Regions from separate parts of the Mus musculus genome. Here regions 1 and 2 are each linked to region 3. A link is a contact called in ENCODE POLR2A ChIA-PET data. All regions are on one chromosome and are shown on one strand. Each heading gives the region's core, a stretch centred on a gene start or an enhancer-like site at or near the end of the contact. The rest is flanking DNA. Distances are from core to core; before and after follow the strand shown. Region 1 holds the start of Ap2a1 (adaptor-related protein complex 2, alpha 1 subunit). Region 2 holds the start of Rcn3 (reticulocalbin 3, EF-hand calcium binding domain). Region 3 holds the start of Rras (related RAS viral (r-ras) oncogene).

The links. ChIA-PET counts read pairs that join two places held with the same protein, here RNA polymerase II (POLR2A).
Region 1: POLR2A ChIA-PET joins it to region 3 with 22 read pairs in embryonic stem cell. The contact joins the promoter of Ap2a1 here to the promoter of Rras in region 3. POLR2A ChIA-PET finds 5 or more read pairs at or near these places in 3 of 5 experiments (Patski and embryonic stem cell).
Region 2: POLR2A ChIA-PET joins it to region 3 with 12 read pairs in embryonic stem cell. The contact joins the promoter of Rcn3 here to the promoter of Rras in region 3. POLR2A ChIA-PET finds 5 or more read pairs at or near these places in 3 of 5 experiments (Patski and embryonic stem cell).

What each region holds. Positions count from the first base shown.
Region 1 is chr7:44,928,195-44,930,894 of GRCm38, reverse strand. It overlaps Ap2a1 (adaptor-related protein complex 2, alpha 1 subunit), which reads left to right and starts at 1,405. Exons shown (of 24, transcript NM_007458.2): 1 at 1,405-1,615. The coding sequence starts at 1,549. It also overlaps a transcript of Tsks not described here.
Region 2 is chr7:45,090,851-45,093,550 of GRCm38, reverse strand. It overlaps Rcn3 (reticulocalbin 3, EF-hand calcium binding domain), which reads left to right and starts at 1,338. Exons shown (of 7, transcript NM_026555.2): 1 at 1,338-1,455; 2 at 1,863-2,110. The coding sequence starts at 1,869. Fcgrt (Fc receptor, IgG, alpha chain transporter) reads left to right here. Exons shown (of 7, transcript NM_010189.3): 7 at 196-558. The coding sequence ends at 305.
Region 3 is chr7:45,016,545-45,019,244 of GRCm38, reverse strand. Rras (related RAS viral (r-ras) oncogene) reads right to left here and starts at 1,303. Exons shown (of 6, transcript NM_009101.3): 1 at 1,077-1,303. The coding sequence starts at 1,229.

The DNA.
Region 1 (2,700 bases), core at 156-2,655, 88 kb after region 3:
CCCAGCCCCTCACTGGGGAGTTCTAGGCAGAGGCTCTACCTCTGAGCCACACATACACCCATTCTCTCACTGGGGGATTAAACGTTACATCCTTAACCTTTTCTGTTTTTGAGACAGGGACTCTCCATGTAGTCCTGGCTATCCTGGAGCTGTTTACATAGATCAGGCTGGCCTCAAACTCACAGAACACTACCTTCTATTCACAAGGACTCAGTGCTGCCTCTTCCTAGGTCCCAGGACATAACTACCTTCTAGACCCATTCTGGGGGTGTCAAATTAGAAAAGCCTGTCAGGGGTGCCGTTTTGTTCATGGGGATAATAGACATGGACTCTCCCAAGTCCCTTTGCCCCAAATTTCTCAATAACCCCGGGCATTGGTGTTCTGGGGGCTTTGACTTCCCTGCAACTAGTGAACCATAGAACCTAGGGAGTCGGAAGCAAAACAAACTGACCCAGTCCTCAGCTGTGGCTTTAACTGGCTTTTCCTTGAGTGGTTCTCCAGAACTGATGGAGGAAGCAATTTTGATCTTATGACCATTATAGGCAGATTGTCTTCGGTACTGGGGTTTAGGGAGGAAAAAAGAGTAACCTATATTGAAAAATGTTTAAAAACCAAAATAGTAATCCCAGTTTTCCATTTTTGAGCTGTAGTCTTGGGGAAGCCACTCAATCTCTTTGGACCTCAGTGTCTATGGTAACAATCCTTAACCGGCAGTCCCTCCTCTCATGGATAAGAGGTTTGCAGACAAGTCAAATTTCCAGGCGTTGTTTTTAGGGAAGGGAATGCTCCCGAGGCCGGGGCTCGGGAGTGGAGACCGACTGGGAAGAGGGAGGCGCCTGCGTAGTGGACACCTCACGGTCTACCGCCTCGCCCAGCCCCTCTCTGCAGCAGGGAATTGCAGGCATCGCTCCACCTATCGCAGTTCAGCTAACTGACAGGGCTTCTTTCTCCTTCCTTCTCTACGGATCGTCGCCCTTTTGCCCGCCCCCCACAACCGCCCCTTCGAGGGCGGAAGTATGACGCTTCCGGCGAATCGGCAGAGCCTTGCGAAGAGCAATCTCCTCACCCATTGGTCTTCTTTTCCCGAAGTTCCGCCTCCTTCGGCCTCTTACATCCCGCCCTACTGGCGCGGAGCTGGTAGTCCATCCAATTAGCGTTGGTCTCGGCCGTTCAGGGGGCGGTCCCAGAGTGTGTCATCGAACTCCCCCGTCTCTAGGGCAACGCCCCCTGCCTCCCTGCTCCGAACGGAAATAGCCCGGTACTGCACCAATCATCACCTGGTGTCTTTACTATTTAGCCAATCAGAGAGAGAGGAGGGCGGGCGTTCTATTGTGAGCGGCAGGGCTCTCAGCTAACAAGTGGCGTACGTTCCCGGATGACAATCCGTAGGGGCGGGTCTGAGGCGGGGCGTCGGCCTGCAGCCAGCCCGCCGCTAGCCCGCCCTCCCCCGGCCGGCTCCTCGGCGCCGTCTGGGGTCCTTTCCGCCCGGTGCCGCCAGCCAGCCCCGCGCCCGTTCGGCCAGGCTTGGAGCCGAGCCCTCCGCCATCATGCCGGCTGTATCCAAAGGCGATGGCATGCGTGGGCTCGCCGTGTTCATCTCCGACATCCGGAACTGTGAGCTCATGACCGGGGCCCGGGGGTCACGCGGCGACCGGGCGGAGGGAGCAGGGAAGCGCGGGGGTGTCCTCCCGGGAAGGACCAGGATGGCGCGGGCGGACGTGGCGGGAGGAGGTGGAGGGAATAGGGCAACGGGTTAGGTAGGTCATTCAGTGCCATCTCGAGCCTAGATGGAGGAAATCAGGGACGCAGAAGAGATGGGAGGCGGGCAACCACCTAGGGCCAGGGGCCAGAAGTTGGGGAACTGCCCAGGAACCAGAGATGATATAATTGGGGACAGCAGAAAGACCAGATATAATAAAGTGGGAAGACAGCAGAGGGACTCGAGATGATAAAGTGTGTGTGTGTGTGTGGGGGGGGGGGGGGATCAGGGTAACCAGAGATGATGAAGTGGGGAGATACCAGAGGAATCAGAAATAGAAATGGGGTGACAGCAGAAGGATAGAGAAGATAAGGTGGGGGACAGCAGAGGGATCAGTGATGGAAGTGGGGAAACTGCAGAGGAAGCAGAGATGATAGGGTAGGAACAACACCATAGGGCCCCCAGATGATAAGGTGAGGACATAGCAGAGAAACTAGAGATGATAAGGTTGGGGGGACAGCAGAAGGACCAGAGATGAAGAGGTAAGGGACAGAGGACCAGAGGATGATGTATGAAAAGACTCTACATGGAAGATTGTGTAAAAGACATGGAAGGCACCAGGTGTACTTGTGCAGGCCTTTAATCCTACTACCTCTGAGACACAGGTAGGCTGATGATCTCTGTGAGTCCATGACAGCCAGGGTTACACAGAGAGACCCTGTCTGAAACAGCTAACGTCCCCCTAATCCCCCACCCCCAAACAAGGACAGCATTGAAGAGGCTACATGTAAAAAATAAGGGACTATAGTATAAAGTCTTGGGGAACCTAAGATACCAGCAGGCTCTGGGAAGGTATCACAGAGTGAGTGTTTATGATGGAAGCAAGGTATCTTAATGCTCTGTGAGAAGAGCTCTATCAAGCTGGGGGAGGGGAAGTTTGTACCCTGAGGAAGGGAACAAGGCAGGCCTGGATCCAAGCCTTTTTTGGCTTATTACAGCA
Region 2 (2,700 bases), core at 89-2,588, 74 kb before region 3:
GTGCAGGATTGGGGGTCGTGGCAGGAAGTAGCGACTCAGAAAGAAAGAGGGGAGGCAGAGAGATAATAGAGACAAAAGAGTCCCTGACCACCCTGGGAAAAGAGATGGGAACAGAGACCATAGCGTGACCCTGTCAGGTGTGTTGGGTGGGTGAGACCTTAGATACTTGTGCTGACCTCTGTTCCTCTCTCTCAGCCCCATGGCTTTCTCTCAGCGGCGATGACTCTGGTGACCTGTTGCCTGGTGGGAACTTGCCCCCAGAAGCTGAACCTCAAGGTGCAAATGCCTTTCCAGCCACTTCCTGATGCAGACTCGGGCCCCCTGCCCACTGCAGCCTTTCGGGCTGTGTGACCTCCTGAACTGTCTCCGAGCCTCCTGAGGGAGCCTGGGCCCGATGTCCTCCCATGGATCCCTGCTTTTGTGGCCTGCTTCAGTTTCCCTTCTTAATGTACATGGTTGTTTTCCATCTCCACATAAATTTGGCCCCAAATCTGTGTGTGCATCGTTATTCTCAAGTTTCAAGCAGCTGGAATAAATTGAACGCGTCTGGGAAAGATCATATAGACACCTCTTGATTGCTATCGTGCAGCCTGGCCATTTTATAGACCGAGTTGTGTATGTGATACCTACACTGTACCAGGCATTGCTTCTCTTCTTTTTCTTCCTTCCTTCCTTCCTTCCTTCCTTCCTTCCTTCCTTCCTTCCTTCCTTTCTTTCTTTTCCTTCTTTTCTTTCTTTCTTTCTTTCTTTCTTTCTTTCTTTCTTTCCTTCCTTCTTTCTTTTTTTTTTTTTTTAACATTTATTTATTTTATGTATCTGAGTACACTGCAGCTGTCTTCAGACACACCAGAAGAGGGCATTGGATTCCATTACAGATGGTTAGCCACCATGTGGTTGCTGGGACTTGAACTCTGGTCCTCTGGAAGAACAGTCAGTGCTCTTAATTGCAGAGCCATCTCTCCAGCCGCGCTCCCCCCCCACCCCCCCCTTTTTTTTTTAAAGACAAGGGTCTCTCTACGTCGTCCTGGCTGGCGGCAAACTCATAGAGACAGACTGCTTCTGTCTCCCAAGTGAGCCAACCAAACCCGACCTCCTCTTTTCTGAAACGGATCTAAGAAATGGAAAGAGTTTTTAAAAAATACATTCCCCTTAATCCCCTGGGGCCAGAGACTCTGGAGGTGGTCGTGCAAGTCGGCCCATATGTTTGCTGGGAGTTGTAGTTCAATATCAGCCTTATCGCCCACCACGCCTTCGGGTCTGGAGCTCGGCCTTGTGGACGTGGCAAGGGGGTCGTCATTGGCTCCGCCCCTGAGGCTTTCCTGCGCAGTCATTGGTCAGAGGGCGGCAGCCTCTGGACGGCTGGTGGAGGAGCTTAACTGGAACCTGGCCAGGTTGGGCATCTTTGTGCGAAAGCAGAGCTCAGCGTAGGGAGCTAACTCAGGCCGGGTAACAGAGGTGTGGTGGGGTGATGGTGGGGTGAAGGTGGGGTGGGTGGAAGGGTGGGGGTCGCGGTCCAGCCTGGGGGCAGCACAGAGGAGCCTGCATGATGCTTTCGGCCACCACCATGCCCTGAACTTTGGGTGGGACATGCGCCACGTCTCTAACTGAAATACCCCCTTTCTGCTCTGAGACTCCTCTGAGGCTCGGATTCCACCCCCAGAGGTTGTTTTGCCTTTAAATTCTCTATTCTTTTTGCCGACTTTTCTTGAGCCCAAAACTTTTTGCAGCCTGCGCTTTTATCGGCCCTGCCTTAGGCAGCCTCCTCTACTCCGCCCCCTTCAAAGTTCTCCCACATTATCTCTGGTTCAGACACCCCCCGCCCCCAGTCTTATCCCTGACCGCTGGTCCTCACCTCTCCTCAGGAACCGATGATGTGGCGATGGTCGTTTCTGTTGCTTCTCTTACTGCTGAGGCACTGGGCCCTCGGGAAGCCATCCCCTGATGCAGGACCTCATGGCCAGGATAGGGTCCATCATGGAACCCCCCTGAGCGAGGCCCCCCACGATGACGCCCACGGGAATTTCCAGTACGACCATGAGGCGTTCCTGGGACGAGACGTGGCCAAGGAATTTGACAAACTCAGCCCAGAGGAAAGCCAGGCCCGACTTGGGTAGGAGGATGGCGGGGGAGCGGGGCAGAAGTGGGAGGTGGGGAGAGAGAAGTTAACTGAAAAGACAAAACTGTGGCACTCACCTCCTGGGAGAAGGCGGAGCTAAACCTGAGGCTGTGGGGGACCTGCGTCACCAACCCCTGGGTTCCCCTCTACCTCAGTCCCCCCTATGCCTCTGTCTGGACTTCCCTCTTCTCTCTTCTAAACGGGACGCCGACTCTCGGTAGAGACTGAAGACAAGGGATTTGAGGAAGATGCCAAGGTCAGAGATCAGGTTGACCTGGGATGAGTGATGCCAACTGGACTGGACGGGCTTGCCCCGTTTCTAGGTGACAGATACAGTCAGCATGGGCCCGGGACAAGAAGGCCACTCGTGCAAATATGCTTGATTATTTTCATTGTTATTAGTACTTTGAGATCGAATTTCATTTGTGGAACTAGCTAGTCTGAAATTCACTCTGTAGACGAGACTGGTCCTGAATTCAGAAATCCGTCTGCCTCTGCCTCCCGAGTGCTGAGATTAAAGATCTGCGTCTTTAATGTGATGGCAATTTCTAATTTTAAACTGGGCAAATAGTAGCAGGGCAGAG
Region 3 (2,700 bases), core at 54-2,553:
TGGACTCTTTCTTCCCACTGTAGGTTTCTCAACGGCATTGCCGGAGGCTCCTAGTCTGTGAATGTCCATCACCCAGGAACTTCTACAACAGCAAGTGGGCCCTCACTTTCCTAGTGTTGCCCTGATGTGGGGAGGCTCCCCGTGGGAACTGGGTGGAGGTTTCCGGGGCTGGGCTGGATTTTCTGAACTTGGCTGCTGAGGCTGAAGGTGGCTTCCTCTCTAGAGTGCTTGCTAAGGGCTGAGGCTAAAAGGGGTGCAAGGAATGGAGAGGATGAGGTTTGGTGTGTGTGGGGGGATGATTAGGACCCCAAAGTAAATAGATGCCCAAGGGTGAGAACAGCCTGGAGGGTTGGTTCCTGATGTAGGAGAGGTCTATTTATGGGACCTAGAACCTTCCAAGTAACAGGTCTCTGGAGGCTGTGAAAAACCTGAGTTCTATGCTTTTCTTTTTAAATCTGGAGATGACATGGGAGCTACTTAGAGTTTTCAGGGTTGAGGGTAAGGAGTTTGAGTGGGGAACTTAGGATGGAGAAATGGTTGGTTTTCCTTGGGGGTAGGATGGGGGGCTGCATTTAGCAGAATGGGGTATGCCAGATATTGGTGTTTTCCCAGGATGGTCATGTAGCAGGATCTTTCTGAAATCTCAGGTCTGAAGGGAAATCCTCTTCAAGCAGGGGTTACAGGGTGCCTGTTTTAGGACAGAGTGGTCCCAGCTGAGTCTTAGAATCAAAGTCTGGGCAATGATCAGGAGATTAGAGCCTCGGGGAGTGCTTGGGGTCTGAATGGAGCAACTGTTTGGAATTTAGGGTACTCCCAGTTGGTGAGCGGGGCTAGACAGACTAGGATGAGGGCTCTCAGGTACCTCTAGGAGGGTGATTTGTCCCAGGACATATTAGGAGAAAGCTTCCCCTCATGAAGGGGGTGGAGGCCCTGGGCATTTGGAGTCGCAATCAGAGGGTTAGAGATCCTCTTAGGAGGGTCTTAATGATGGTTCTGGGAGAAGCGAAAGTTTCAGGGAACCCAAAGGGCTCAAAGTCTCGATCTCGGGGAAACCCTCCCCGGTGAGGGCCCACTACCTGGATGAACTGGATGGTCAGCGCGCTCTTGCCCACGCCGCCGCCGCCTACGACCACCAGCTTGTGAGTCTCGCCGGGCGGGGGGTCCCTGGGTCCCGGCCCCCCGCCCCGGGGCCGCCCCCGCCCAGTCCCGGACGCCGCCCCGCTGCTCATGTCGCCACCGCTGCTGCTGCCGCCGCTACCGCCTAGGGGGAGTCAGGAGAGACCAAGGGGTGGGTTATGCTAATAATACTGCATAAACATGAGCTTTGGCCAGAGGACACGAGTCTCCGGATGCTTCTGGAGGAGGCGAGGCCAGAGTGAGGGAGGAGCTAGACTAATAAGGGTAGGGGAAACAAGGTTGCAAAAACGGGGAATTCCAAGAGGGGTGGGGATATGCTAATGACCCTGTGTCCACCCTAAGCACAGCCACGAGCTCTCCTCCTGCAGTCCGCCTTTGGGAGGAGCTATGCTAATAAACCCCATCTTTGGGCGAAAAAGTTTTCTTCGGGGCGGGGATATGCAAATTAAATGTTGCGGTAGTTATTATCTAAGGACCACTGTTTCTGGTAGGTGTGGCTTGGGGCTCCTTCTCAGGGCCGTATATAGGGAGATCTTAGGACAGCACAGGTCTCAAAATTAATCTCCGCCTCCTCCCTGGGATTGTCGCCAAGTTCTCTGCCCCAGCTTCGTTCTAGAGGCTGGCGTCTCGGCCTGTCTATGGACTTAGGCTTCCGGTTCCCGCTGTCCCAGCCAAACGGAAGATAGACTGGGAGGGGAGCTGGGGCCCTGGAGGGGGACAGCAGGGTAACTGGGCAGGACGGGCTGTGAGATCACCACATTCCTAATCCATGAGCCAGTTCATCCTAGTCGGGAAGTCCGGGTCTAGAAGGGCCGACAGCCAGGATTTCTGGGCTTTGGAAGGATGCGGTTGATAGCTCAGACACTGGTTCCTACGAGAGTATTGAGTTAGAGACTTAGATTTCTCCGGTCCGACTCCGGTCCAGGGGGTCGGGAGGGGCTCCTTACTACTACTGGGAAAGCTGGGAGTCTGGACTCATGGGGCCAAAGGATGGAGAGTCTGGGGACCCAGAATTCTGAGTTCGAGGGCATGAGTGCTCCGGGAGGGTTGTGGAAGAATTTAGCACTTACATTTATGTAAGATATGGTATTGACGTCCTGAAAGGGAAGAGGATTGAAATTCCAGAGTCCCAAGGAAGAGGGAAATGAGTCTTCACTCATCTGCTCTGAACCAGAAGACTCAGAGTTTGGATTTTCCTGTCCTGAGTAAAGGAGCTCTGGTTTGACTCCTGAGTTCTGAATTTAATGGAGATTATTTTAAGTTAAAGCCTATTCTGGACATCTTAGAATGAACTTATCTCAAAACAAACAAACGAAAAGAGGACTATAGATATAGTTTAGTGATAACATAGAACGTTTGTCTACCATGTATGAGCATTTAAATTCAATCTCTAGTTCCCCCCCCCCAATAAATAATTTTAGAAGCTGGGCATGATAACTGACGAGTCCCAGCACTGGGGAAACAGAAGCAGAAAGACAGCAGCAAGTTCCAAGCCCGTCTGAGATACATAAGACAGCGTCTCAAAAAAATCTTCTTAGGATTTATAGGAGAAAAAAATTAGAA